Regions from separate parts of the Mus musculus genome. Here region 1 is linked to region 2. Evidence: chromatin contacts called from ENCODE Hi-C data. All regions are on one chromosome and are shown on one strand. The core of a region is the stretch at or near the end of the contact, and the rest is flanking DNA. Distances in the headings are between cores, read along the strand shown.

The links. Hi-C counts contacts between places; a loop is a spot of excess contacts on that map.
Region 1: a map of T-helper 1 cell shows a loop between it and region 2 (74-fold over the local background). The contact joins the enhancer-like site here to the promoter of B230354K17Rik in region 2. A Hi-C loop is called at or near these places in 4 of 37 maps with a recorded cell type or tissue (T-helper 1 cell, T-helper 17 cell and regulatory T cell).

What each region holds. Positions count from the first base shown.
Region 1 is chr17:71,701,707-71,707,565 of GRCm38, reverse strand. It overlaps Togaram2 (TOG array regulator of axonemal microtubules 2), which reads right to left. Exons shown (of 20, transcript NM_177087.4): 11 at 2,725-2,878; 12 at 1,682-1,787; 13 at 252-487. Among named protein-coding and RNA genes, the nearest start is that of Togaram2, 31 kb to the right of the region's middle. Within about 2 kb of position 1,795, at least 2 of the 3 ENCODE cell types and tissues checked have a DNase peak (open chromatin) inside an H3K27ac peak, as active enhancers do.
Region 2 is chr17:45,431,658-45,437,422 of GRCm38, reverse strand. It overlaps B230354K17Rik (RIKEN cDNA B230354K17 gene), which reads right to left and starts at 3,592. Exons shown (of 3, transcript NR_130961.1): 1 at 3,196-3,592; 2 at 1,199-1,340. Cdc5l (cell division cycle 5-like (S. pombe)) reads left to right here and starts at 3,716. Exons shown (of 16, transcript NM_152810.2): 1 at 3,716-4,032. The coding sequence starts at 3,988.

The sequences.
Region 1 (5,859 bases), core at 546-3,045, about 26 Mb before region 2:
ACGCACACACACACACACAGCATCCCAAAAGACCCTCAAGAGCAGCAGTTTCTGTTTCCTTCCTCCCTGTCCTCTCTCCCATCCTTCTCTGCTCATTCCATATGCCGGTACCTCTCCCCTGACACACATACCCAGACAGCACATACAAGACACCTGCAGATGTGAGGGCTACCAGTGTCCACACACACACACACACACACACACACACACACACACACACACACATACACACACACAGGAACAGCACATACTAGACACCCGCAGATGTGAGGGCCACCAGTGCACGGGCAGGGGTCACGTTTTCCACCATGGCACCCAGAGCCCGGTTGGCTGCCCGCTGAATGAACTCGCTGGTGTTCCCCATCTTCTGCAGAAGGCAGCGGACAATCTCCTCAGCCTCCTGGTCCATGTTCTTCTTCAAAACTCGGAAGAGGTCTCCCAGGGTGCTGATGGCCAGGCGGGATACCTTGGAACGGAGGTTGGTGACCTTGGAGAGAGAGGAGAAGGGGCCTCCAGGTCAGCTGTACCTTCCCAAGTGCCCTAAAAACACTGTGTGGCCCCCTCTGCTACTTCCTCACGTATACCAAAGCTCTGTTCTCATCCTTTGCCACACTAGAGTTAAAAAAAAATCCTTCAGCATCTCTGGGCAGAACAGCCCATGCCGTCATTATCGCACCTACTTTACTATCATTGGAACTAATAATTCCATTTTCAACATTGTCTGACGTTTGTACATGTCCCCCACAAGTCCATGCTATGAACACTTGTCCCTGAGTTGGTGATGCTGCCTTAGGAAGATGAACAACTTTCAGGAGGTGGAGCCTAACCAATGAAAGTAGGTCACCATGGCAGCCCTTTGACGCTCTAGCCCGGCTCCTATCTCCACTGGGCTCTCTGCTAGCTGTCTTTGCCCATTGTGTGAACAAGGTGCACAGTACACTCCTATCACCATGCCCACACAGAAGCATTCCCAGTTGCCACGTCTCCCCTGCCATGACGGGCTGAAATCCCCCTGAGACCGTGAGCCAAAATAAATTTTTCCTCCGGGTGCTTCTCTCTAGAGTTTTGCCACAGTGGTGGAGAAAGAACTAATGCAGTACGTTCACAGAAATGGCCCACTCCACTCCTCACACCACACTCCTGCTGCAGAGGCAGAAACCAACCCTCAAACACATGACATGCTCCAGCCAAGGGTCCACACGATGTCCTCTGCATCACAACCCTCCCACCCTCGCTAGGACAGTTCGTTCCCCAAGGCTGTAGAGTGGCATCTACTGGAATCAAGCTCATGTTACTGTCTTTCAGGGCAGGACCTAGGCTGACATCCAAGCCTTGGGAAATGCTATGCCAGCCCTGAGGTTGAGCATCAACCCAGACAGAGGACTCCATCCTTCCTTCGATGTTGCAAGCACAGAAGACAATGGACAGTGACAAATGGGAGCGCACAGCTCCAAATGTTTCAACTCCCAAAGATTACAAGATAAAGAAAGCCCAGTTCTTAGTGCTGGCATCTGAGGGATGGGTAACTCCCACCTCAGAGGCTGGAAGCTGATGAATAAGCAGAGACAGGCTCCAGAGAGTCACCGGCTGCTGTGTAACTCACCTGAACAGCTAAGACAGGGAAAGGGTGTGTATGGATTAGGGGAGGGGACGAAGTACAGAAGCTGTGTGTAGGCCTCACCTCCGCAGTCACTGCCAAGGACACATCGTGCAGCCGTGTACCGAGGACCTCCGAGTGACAAGCTGCCAGGCGCTGGATGTTCACCAGGCCCTTCTCCTTCATTTGCCTGAGAAGCAAGGCCAGGCTTGTCACAGGAGGGGAGGAGGGAGGTGGCCTGTTTCTCTGCAGACAGCTCCCAGCAGGGTGGGATTTCAAGGCCTCATAAGCAGGGTTTCTAGGAATCCTAGCTAGCTGGTGGCAATGCAAGCTGTTTTATGGACTCTTGGCTGGCCCTCCAGTCTGGCCACCCAGGATCTGTTTGGGTCTTTGATACAAGATAGACAATGCCAAGAAGTTACTTAAAATGGGGGCTAAAGATTGGAAGGCTTCTGGAAGTGTTCTAGGTCACCAGTCACTACTTCACTAGTGACTAAGACCATTTGTCTCATTTGCATCATGGGGAGGTGGGGTGGGGAGAAGCCCTTGTTTTAAGCTTGACTTAGATGGGGCTATATCTTTGCTAGGAGAATGCTTGCCTAGCATGCACAAGGTCATGGGTTTGGTCCCTAGCACTGCATAAACTGCACGTGGTGGCACATGGCTGTCATCCCAGCACTCAGGAGGCAGAGGCAGAGGGAACAGAAGTTCAAGGCCATTCTCACTGAGTTCAAGGACAGTCTGGGAGACATGAGACCCTGTTTTAAAACACATAAATGAACAAACTTGATTTAGAGAAATAGAGCTCTGACCTTCTCTTTGTTCTGTAGTCAGATTCCTACCAACCATGCCTGGCTCTAACATGTCACAGGCCAGCACACAGGCAGACTTGGAAGGGCCCAGAGCATATACAAGTAGCTAGAGCTACCAAACATATGAACCTAGATATGTGCATGCATGAATGCACACACACACACACACACACACACACACACATTCTTCCTTGGCAACAGACCCTAGGGATGAGGGAACAGGGAAGCTGGGGGCAGGACATCTTCTGTAGCCCTCCTAAATATCACCCCCACACAAACCAAGCCACAGGACATAGAATGAAGGCCTCTCCTCACCAGTCATTGCTGTTGAGGCACTGGAGGGCATCTGTCAGCCCCAGTTCCGGGTTGGAGAAGGGCCTCAACTCCCTGAGAGCCCGAAGATCCATCTCCTCCTCCTCTTCCTCCCACTCAGGGGAGCCCAAGGTAAGCACGGCAGGTAGTGAGTTAGCTGCATTAGAGAGACAGCAAGCATCACCCAGGACCACAGAGAGGTGCGCACATGGGAACACACATACACACATACACACACGCACACACACACACACACACACACACACACATAACCACTCCTTCAGACACTGAAGAGCCTGGCCTCGGTGCAACCCCACACACAGGGAGAAAAGCCTGGAGGCCTGTAAAGCCAGCAGCCAGCTCTACCTGACTTGCCCTGACTTCTCACCTATTCATTCCGGTGCCAACATTAGGAACATACTGGCAGCTGGGCATCTCGTGGAAGCTGCCGAGCCTGTGGCTCACCTCCAGTCCTTTCCTACCTTGGTTGGGATCTGGAACAAGGAGCAGCCAATAGACTCCTCACTCGCTGGGTAGCATTCTGAGCTCACTTTTCTCCAGGAACCTCTGTTCCTTCAATCCTACCATCCCCTCCTCTGTGAGACGCCTGGGCATGGAAGCACTCATGGGCAGATGCGCAGAGGAAGGCAGGGGACAGTGAGAAACACTGGAGGGGACTGTCACCTGCAGGGTCAAAATGTGGCCACACTTTTAGGAACTGACAGAAAGGGGAAGAGCTGGGGTGTGACTCAATGGTAGAATGCTTGCCTAGCATGGGTGAGGCTCTGGGTCCAGTCAAGACAGACACACAGACACAGACAGACAGACAGACAGACAGACAGACAGACACACACACACACACACACAGAGAAAGAGAGAGAGTCAGAGACAGAAAAAGATAGAGAGACACACAGAGAAAGACACAGAGACAGACACACAGAGAAAACAGCATGTTTTCTTTCTTGTAGGTAGATTATAAAAAGTTCTAGGAACAGGAAGGAATTTCAGAAACACAACAGAGCCCCTCAGCTCCGCCATTATGTAGGCAGCAGTGCGCTCTCCTCCTTCCCTCCTTCCCTCATCTCCCTTACTGGCTAGTTCTGCTGTGAGGCCCCCTTGGTCCCCTCTCCCTAAAATGACTTTCACTATAGTATACCCAGGAGATCCTGGACCTGGATGTATTTGTGAGTGTGTGTGTGTGTGTGTGTGTGTGTGTGTGTGTGTGTGTGTGTGTGTGTGTGTGTTTACTGGAGACTGAACATACCAGTCAAGAACTGTACTGCTGACCAGGCTGGCCTTGAACATTCAATCCTCAGTCTCCTGGGTATCTGAGACTATAGTCCTATACCAGCACTACTCCTGCGGTAGTAGCCAGCCTCCGACCGTCTTCCCTACCTCCACACCACCCTCTGACATCATTTCTCTCCCACCTAGATTTTTTTAATTTTTTAAAGATTTATTTATTATTATACATAAGTACACTGTAGCTGACTTCAGATGAGGGTGTCAGATCTCATTATGGGTGGTTGTGAGCCACCATGTGGTTGCTGGGATTTGAACTCAGGACTTTTGGTAGAACAGTCAGTGTTCTTACCCACTGAGCCATCTCACCAGCCCCCCTGCCACCTAGATTTTAAGCACAGACTTGCTCATAGACACACATTCAAACACACAAGGACCCTCGGGGGTCACTTCAGCTTCTAGTCTCTAGAGTTTATGTTGACTCTGTCTTGGCCTGCCTTTGCCCACCAGCCTCTCCATAATGCTCATAAATATGCCTTGCCACAGTGGTCCAGGAACTACCATGTTCTCCTCACACATGAGGACAGAACTGAGGGAATGAAGGTAAGGCTTGTCTCCGGGTACCTGGTCTCCTGAGACAGGCTGCAATCTCATGAAGTTCATTAGGGATATAACGAAAACCAAGTTCCAGTCCTGAAATCCCATCATTTCCAAACTGACCGAAAATTAGGTGCAGATGTAACTGATAAATCAACGTGACACTCGTAGGACTGTCAAGAGCGTAAGAGGATTCAGACTCAGCGTACAGGGAGGTCATGAGAGGAAGGCACCGTCTTTTCCTAATTCTACTCCATCTACTCACAAACACACACAGCTTCAACAATGACACAGGAACAAACCATCCTGGGTCCAAGACTCAGCAGCCAAAGTCTTAGGCTGACAGCCCACCATCCCTGGGGATGACATGAGTCTTGAACTCTTCCTTCTACCATCTATACAGTGAGGGTGGTGGGCTAGGCGGGTGAGCGCTTCTCAGTATTGATCACTTTCATGATTCATTCCCTAATACACCATCCAGGTCACAAGCACTCCGAATGGTGGCTCCTCGCCAGTCATTGCTGTGGAGGAGCGCATCTGCTAACCCAGTGCATGCAATCTCTCTCTCTCTCTCTCTCTCTCTCTCTCTCTCTCTCTCTCTCTCTCTCTCTCTCTCTCTCTCTCTCTCTCCCTCCCTCCCTCCTTCCCTCTCTCTCTCTCTCTCTCTCTCTCTCTCTCTCTCGTGTGTGTGTGTGTGTGTGTGTGAGAGAGAGAGAGAAACAGAGACAGACAGACAGACAAACAGACAGAGACAGACAGAGACAGACAGAGACAGACAGAGACAGAGAGACAGAGACAGAGACAGACAGACAGAGAGAGACAGAGACAGAGACAGAAACAGAGATAGAAAGACAGACAAAGAGAGACTGAGAGATAGAAGAGAAACAGACAGATAGAGACAGAGACTTAGATAGAGACAGGGAGAGAAAGCCAGGTCTTGCACGTGCTAGACAAATGCTCTACCACTAAGCTAAACCCCTAGCTAGCCGTATCTCTTAATTACCTATAATTCTCACGTATTTTGCACTTTCTTCAAATCAAGACTCTTTCTAGATCCTAAATACATGTATTTTAAAGGAAATTTTAGGTCACAATCACAGGTAAACAAGTGTTACTTGTGGCAGACTATGGTGTTTATAATAAAAGGAGATTAATCTTTAAACCCCCCAACTATGAAATTTCAGCTGGTGTACGAAGCCTCTGAACCTAAACATGGGTCCCTTTGTTAAAATAAAAACCAAAACAAAGATGGAAGGCAGGGTGGTCCACACACCTGTGGTCCTAGCCCCTAAGAGGCTG
Region 2 (5,765 bases), core at 2,343-4,842:
TCCTTTAGAGATAGCCACTGCTGGTTTAATAGATAACAAAGGATTAATTTCCTCAGTGAAAGGTGAAAAAGGCAGTATTTCAAGGGGTGGGGCTGAGGGTACTACTTCCTCAGGTGAGATAAACACTTGAGAATCTGAAGATTCAAAGTTCTCAGATTCAATAGGGTCCTCCCACACATCTCCATCCCAAGTTATAGGATCCCATTCTTTACCAATTAATGCTCTTACTTTACCTGCTGACACTTTCCGAGGCTGGGACTTGAATTTTCCCTGTAACTCGGCTAACCGAATAATGAGAGCTTCAGTTTGGTTTTCCATAAACTGAGCTTTGTGGCTGCTGGAGAGAAGATTCTTTTCCAGGGCACACTTAGAAACCTTTAGATTGTTTATGAGCATCTGAAGATGGTCAATTTTATCATTAAGTTCTTTGTTGTCCTTCACCATATTCTGCAGTTGGTTAATTTTATCCCGGAGCTCATTCCTATCCTTTATCAGTTTATCCAGAGATGCTAAAAGCAACCAACCAGCAGCATCATTTTCCTTATTTTCCCCCAAACTGTCAAAAGTTTCATATACAGGGTCACCTAATCCATTGTCGCTCACAATTGGTGAGCCAGGATAATCAAATTCATTTATCTCTTTAAGTTTGTAATACAGTTCATACCATGGGCCTTCAGTACTCTCCAAGCTCCCAGGAGAGGGGGTGACTGGAGAGACTTCAGTAGCTGAAGGTGCCGGCGAATTGAAATGCCTATTCCAGATACTTAAAAGATTCATCCTTATACTTCTGCTTCTCTAGAACCACTTCTGGTACCAAAATCTGTATTAGTCAGGGTTCTTTAGAGTCACAGAACTTATGGAATCAATCTCTCTCTCCTTCCTCTGTAGTCCAGCTAATCCAACAATAAAAAGTCTAAAAATCTAGTGGTTGCTCAGTCCCACAAGGCTGCATGTCTCAGGTGGTCTTCAGTATATGCTGCAATCCAGAAGTAGGTTGTAATACCAGTGAGGGAATGGATGTGCTAGCAAGGCAAGAGCAGATAGACAAAGAGTAAAAGCTTCCTTCTTTTACGTCCTTATACAGACATCCAGCTGAAAGTATGGCTCATATGTTCACAAAAGACATCTCTTAAGATTTGGATTAAAGACTTGTGTCTTCCCACCTCGAGATTGAGATTAAAAATGTGTGTCTTCCTACCTCAAAGGTCTGGACTAGAAGTGGATTCATCCACTTTAAGCAGACAATCTCTCACAGGTGTGCTCTTCTCCATTTCTGGGTTGTAGGTGATTCCAGATATAGTCAAGTTGACAACGAAGAATAGTCATCACAGTCCTGAAAACTATAGAAGGGAGTTATCAAACATCATTTTCAAGTGTTTATTTTGAATAGTGTAACTGTGTGTGACAACTATGACAGCTCCAAAATCATTCCAATGAATCCTTTTGTATATGTGTATTCTGGAGCATAACTAACTTGTTTTAAAGCAGATCCCCACGCCACGGATCAGTCAGATATACAGGAATCCAGGCATGATCAGCGCAGTAAGAGGAACTGTGGTGAATGGCTCAGAATTAAAAGTACACACCACTTTCCTTAGATAGCTGGCTGGAGAGTTCACACTAGTATGGTCTCATCTTAACCCAATCACATCTGTGAAGACTCCACAATATTTCCAAATGAGTTCACATGTATAGGTACCAAGAGTTAGGATGGGAATGTATCCACTTGGAGATGTATTTCAACTCACAACAGGGAAAAAGAGACTTCCTCATTTTACAAGTTCTTATTGGCTTTCATTTTGGTAAAGTAGAGGATGGGAAATGTGGGGTCTTTTTTTGTTTGTTTGAAGTGAAGTAATCATGAAACATGTATTTATAGAGTTTCCCATGCAACTGACTTTCTGAGGGACATTTGGGAAAATGTATGTTGGCTGAGTGAGGAAGATGTGGAACCTATCTCTTTGTTTCTGGATATGGGGCGCTAATCTCAGATACTGCATCCTAAGGACACACCACCTATGTTCAAAGACAGTTGCCAGGGCTGCTGTGCAGAGAGGGGCCTACATGGCACTTGGAGGACTAATTCACATAATAAAAGGGGCAATATTGGAGCATCTGACTTGAATCCACACCACAGACAAGGATAGATCTCAATAGGTTGATGAAGTATGTTCTGTTGTCAAAATACCAATCCTTTGTAACAATTTTCTAGCAGGTGACATTAACATGTTTTAAGGAAGAGATACCTTTTTTAAAGTTAGCATAAAGATGACAGAATGTTGAGTGGAAGAAGTCACTGTCATGATCCTTTGGAATAGCCTATGTGAAAGAGGACTGGTTCAACTGTGGATTTATTAGGCCTCTCGATTACAAATAATGGAAAGCTAACTTCAATGACTAAATCCAAAAGGGGGATATGGAAGTAGTTACGACTTGGGAATGTTCTAGATCCAGGGACCATGTAGTTCAAAATACAATTGTTAGGTGCCACACAATTGGTAGGTTAGAGGCTTATCAGCTAGCAGAAACACTGACCTCTTTTGGATCCTAGCGTTAAGATCCCCAGAGAGGAGTGTTCAGATTTGCTTTGATCTGGTCAACCAAATGGTGTGTGACCTGGGTGTGTGGGATAAAAACCATACAACTAAGTGATGTTGGCAGGAGGTAATGGTTACACATCTTTACAAGAGAGCATTGCAAAGAGTACCAGAGGCAGAAAATGGCTTGTTAACCTGTCATCCTGTCAGATGACAGGAGTGAAATGAGATTGTAGGTCACTAAACCCAAGTGTTCTTCATAACACTACACTACCTCCCTCTCAACTGAAAGCAGTGATATTTTGATACAATTTCCTATTTCAAGGAAAAAAATCGTAACAAAAATCGAATCGGAAAATCCGTCATGTCTTCTAGAAGGGGCAAACGGAAGCATGAACAGTGACAACAAACCAGAGCCGCTATGCACGGAATAAAATCTTTCCCTAGGGACCTGGGGTGACACCAAGTAATTAATTGCTCTGGAATAGTGGAGAAATCTGCGTGGGAAAAGAGAGAGGAGATGGCAGAGAGTCTGACAATTTCCACTTCACCGAGACTTTGTGGACTCGCAGCCGCCCTCTGATTTGATGAACAAGTTGTTTGTTCCACTCTTCAGAGGACGACCCCGGATTCCAGGGGCGAGACTCCCGCAACTCACCGAGTTTGTTCCACAGACACCCAACAGCGAGGGATGAGGGAAAGCGGCTGACGTGACGCTTCCCAAGGGTCCCTAGGGCGTCGCCTCGAACCCCTTGTGGCTCTTCCAGGAAGGAGAGCGAACACTTTGGGGCGAGCAGTCGCTCAGTCCCTCAGGTTAGAGTTAGGATCTTGAGTCCGTCCGGCATCCTCGGCGCTTGGCGCTGCGAGTTGGAGCTCCTAGAAAGAGAACGGACTCGTTTGCATCTCCCCGAGGACTCAGCGAAGTCCTCGTCGGTCGCCGGGATGCCCAGCGCAGCGCTCCGTTAAACAAACAGACAAACAAACAAGCAAACAAACAAACAAACAGCGCTCCCTGGGGACCAAGCGTGCTGAGGAACGCCACACCCCTCACATTTATTCCCCACCCCCGGCACTGCCCTCCGCGTGACGTCAGGACCAATCCCTTCACTGCGTTCCCGGTCAAGTTCCAACTCTGGCATCTCGCGAGAGTTTTGTTTTCCTTCACCCTAGTCTCGGACCTGCGCGCGACACGTCGGGCGCCTTGGCACCTGCGGTTTGATTAGTCTCCATCAGTCTTAAGGTTGCAGCCTGGCCGCCCGCGTCTTTTGCCTTCGGCCGCTAAGATCTCGCGAGATTTCCCGGGGCTGCCCACGCCGCGCCTGCGCAGAGCTCTTCAAAGCAGAAGGTCGCTCTTGGGAGGAAGTGGCCTTTTGCGTCCCGTGCCCGGAGCGCCGTTACTACTTTCTCGAAGCTCTCCTCGGCTCCCTTGCCGGGACACTCTGCCGCTAAGATGCCCCGGATTATGATCAAAGGGGGAGTGTGGAGGAACACGGAGGTGAGGCAGCTTTTCCCGCCGTCCGCAGCCCTCCGCCGGCTCTGGTAGCGTGTGCGCACGCGCGGGGAAGCTCCGGGAGCCGTGGCTGTCCCGCGGGGGTCTGCGGTGCGGGGCGGCGACTGCGCGGACCCCGGGGACCCTCGCGGTGCATGGGTGCGGGCTCGGGTCACCTGGCTCACCCCGGGGGCGAGGTCGCGACTTGTCGCCCGGCGCTCCTCGCTTGGCATTTGCTAGGCCCTTGATCACTTATTTGATCAGTTAGGGACGCGCCCCCTCGGTGTCTTCTGCAGCCCGGTGGCCGCCGACCGGACCTCCCCCGGAGCCTGGTGTTTCTCCAGCTCCTTTCGATCTCAGCTCGTGCACAGCGCTTCGCTCTGTTAGAAGCCGTTGTGGCTGCAACTTTGTTTTTTCCGTGACTTCTTTACAGCCGGACAGGCTGCCCGTTTACGTCTGCACCTCTCTGCTTATCTTAGGACCTGGGTCCTTTCTCTTACCTTTCCAGTCACGCCACCCTTGCCGGGATAGAAGCCAGTTAGGACAAACTTACCTACGGTGGTGTTTGCGTCCAGAAATGTTGTAGATTATGTCACGGTGAGCGGAACAGCAGAAGGAAGGAAGTAAAATAGAAATTAAGTTAACGTGCATTTAATCGAGTGCGCCGAATGTATGAGCACCTTTCCGTCTGTCTTGTGCGTTCTTGAGATAGCTCCTTATTGCTTTGGCATCTTTCTGAACATGCTCCAAACTTAGCTGAGAACACTTCTTAGAGTCCTCCTGGCCCATTCGTTGGTCGTCCCGTTGAGAGTTAGTTGTTTAGTGGTTTGGTGGCACCTATTTTTCATTTACTACAGCTTTGTTTTCACAAGCACTTTTGTGTGGCTCCGGCTGAGTTACTTCTGAGAGCCTCAGATTACTCATTTTTATAAGACAAATAAATAATTGTATTTAAGCTCTTGAAACGAGTTGCCAGTTTGGAACATTGTGAACGCAGCTGGGTACATTAGTAGGCTTTCAGTAAAAAAAATGAGTTGCTGTTGTCTTCATCAGACAGCAGTATAGTAGGACCAGGCTTTGGCATTCTAGTATGAAGCAGGTTTCTTGGTGATGTTTGGGAATGAATCTTGTAGGATAGGTACCTGTTGTATGTATTTGGTTGAAGATGCGTTGAAGTTTTGAAAAACTTTACCAAAGTTACAAATGGAGGCACTGAAAAGGGACTTGCATGCACTAAGACAATTTAAACTAGAAGAGTTGGCTTCTGAGGAAGAAGCAGAGTCACAAAATCAAGTAACATCAGGATTCCTCTATAATGGCCAAAACCCAGCAGAGTGTGTGTGTGTGTCTGTGTGTCGATGTCTGTCTGTCTGAGATAGGGTCTTATGTAGCTTAGATTGACTTTGAACTTGCTATGTAGATGAGAGTGACCCTTAACATCTGATCCTCCTGCTTCTACCTCTCCTGTTCTGGCATAAGAGGTGTGTACTGTCATGTGTAAAGTCTTATGGGAATCTAATCCAGGACTTAAAGTATGCTAGGTGGGTATGCTACCAGTTAGCAGTGGGAGAGAAGATGGAGTGGAGGGTTTTATGTAGAAGACAGGCAATTCAAGTTCATTGTAGAAAAAGCCTAAAAGTAAAGTGCTCAAGTGCATTCATCTATGACTCTTAGGTCTGTGAGCTCGCGTGGCAGGATGTCTGGGGATTGGGCTATACTTTGGGTACTCTGGTGAAATG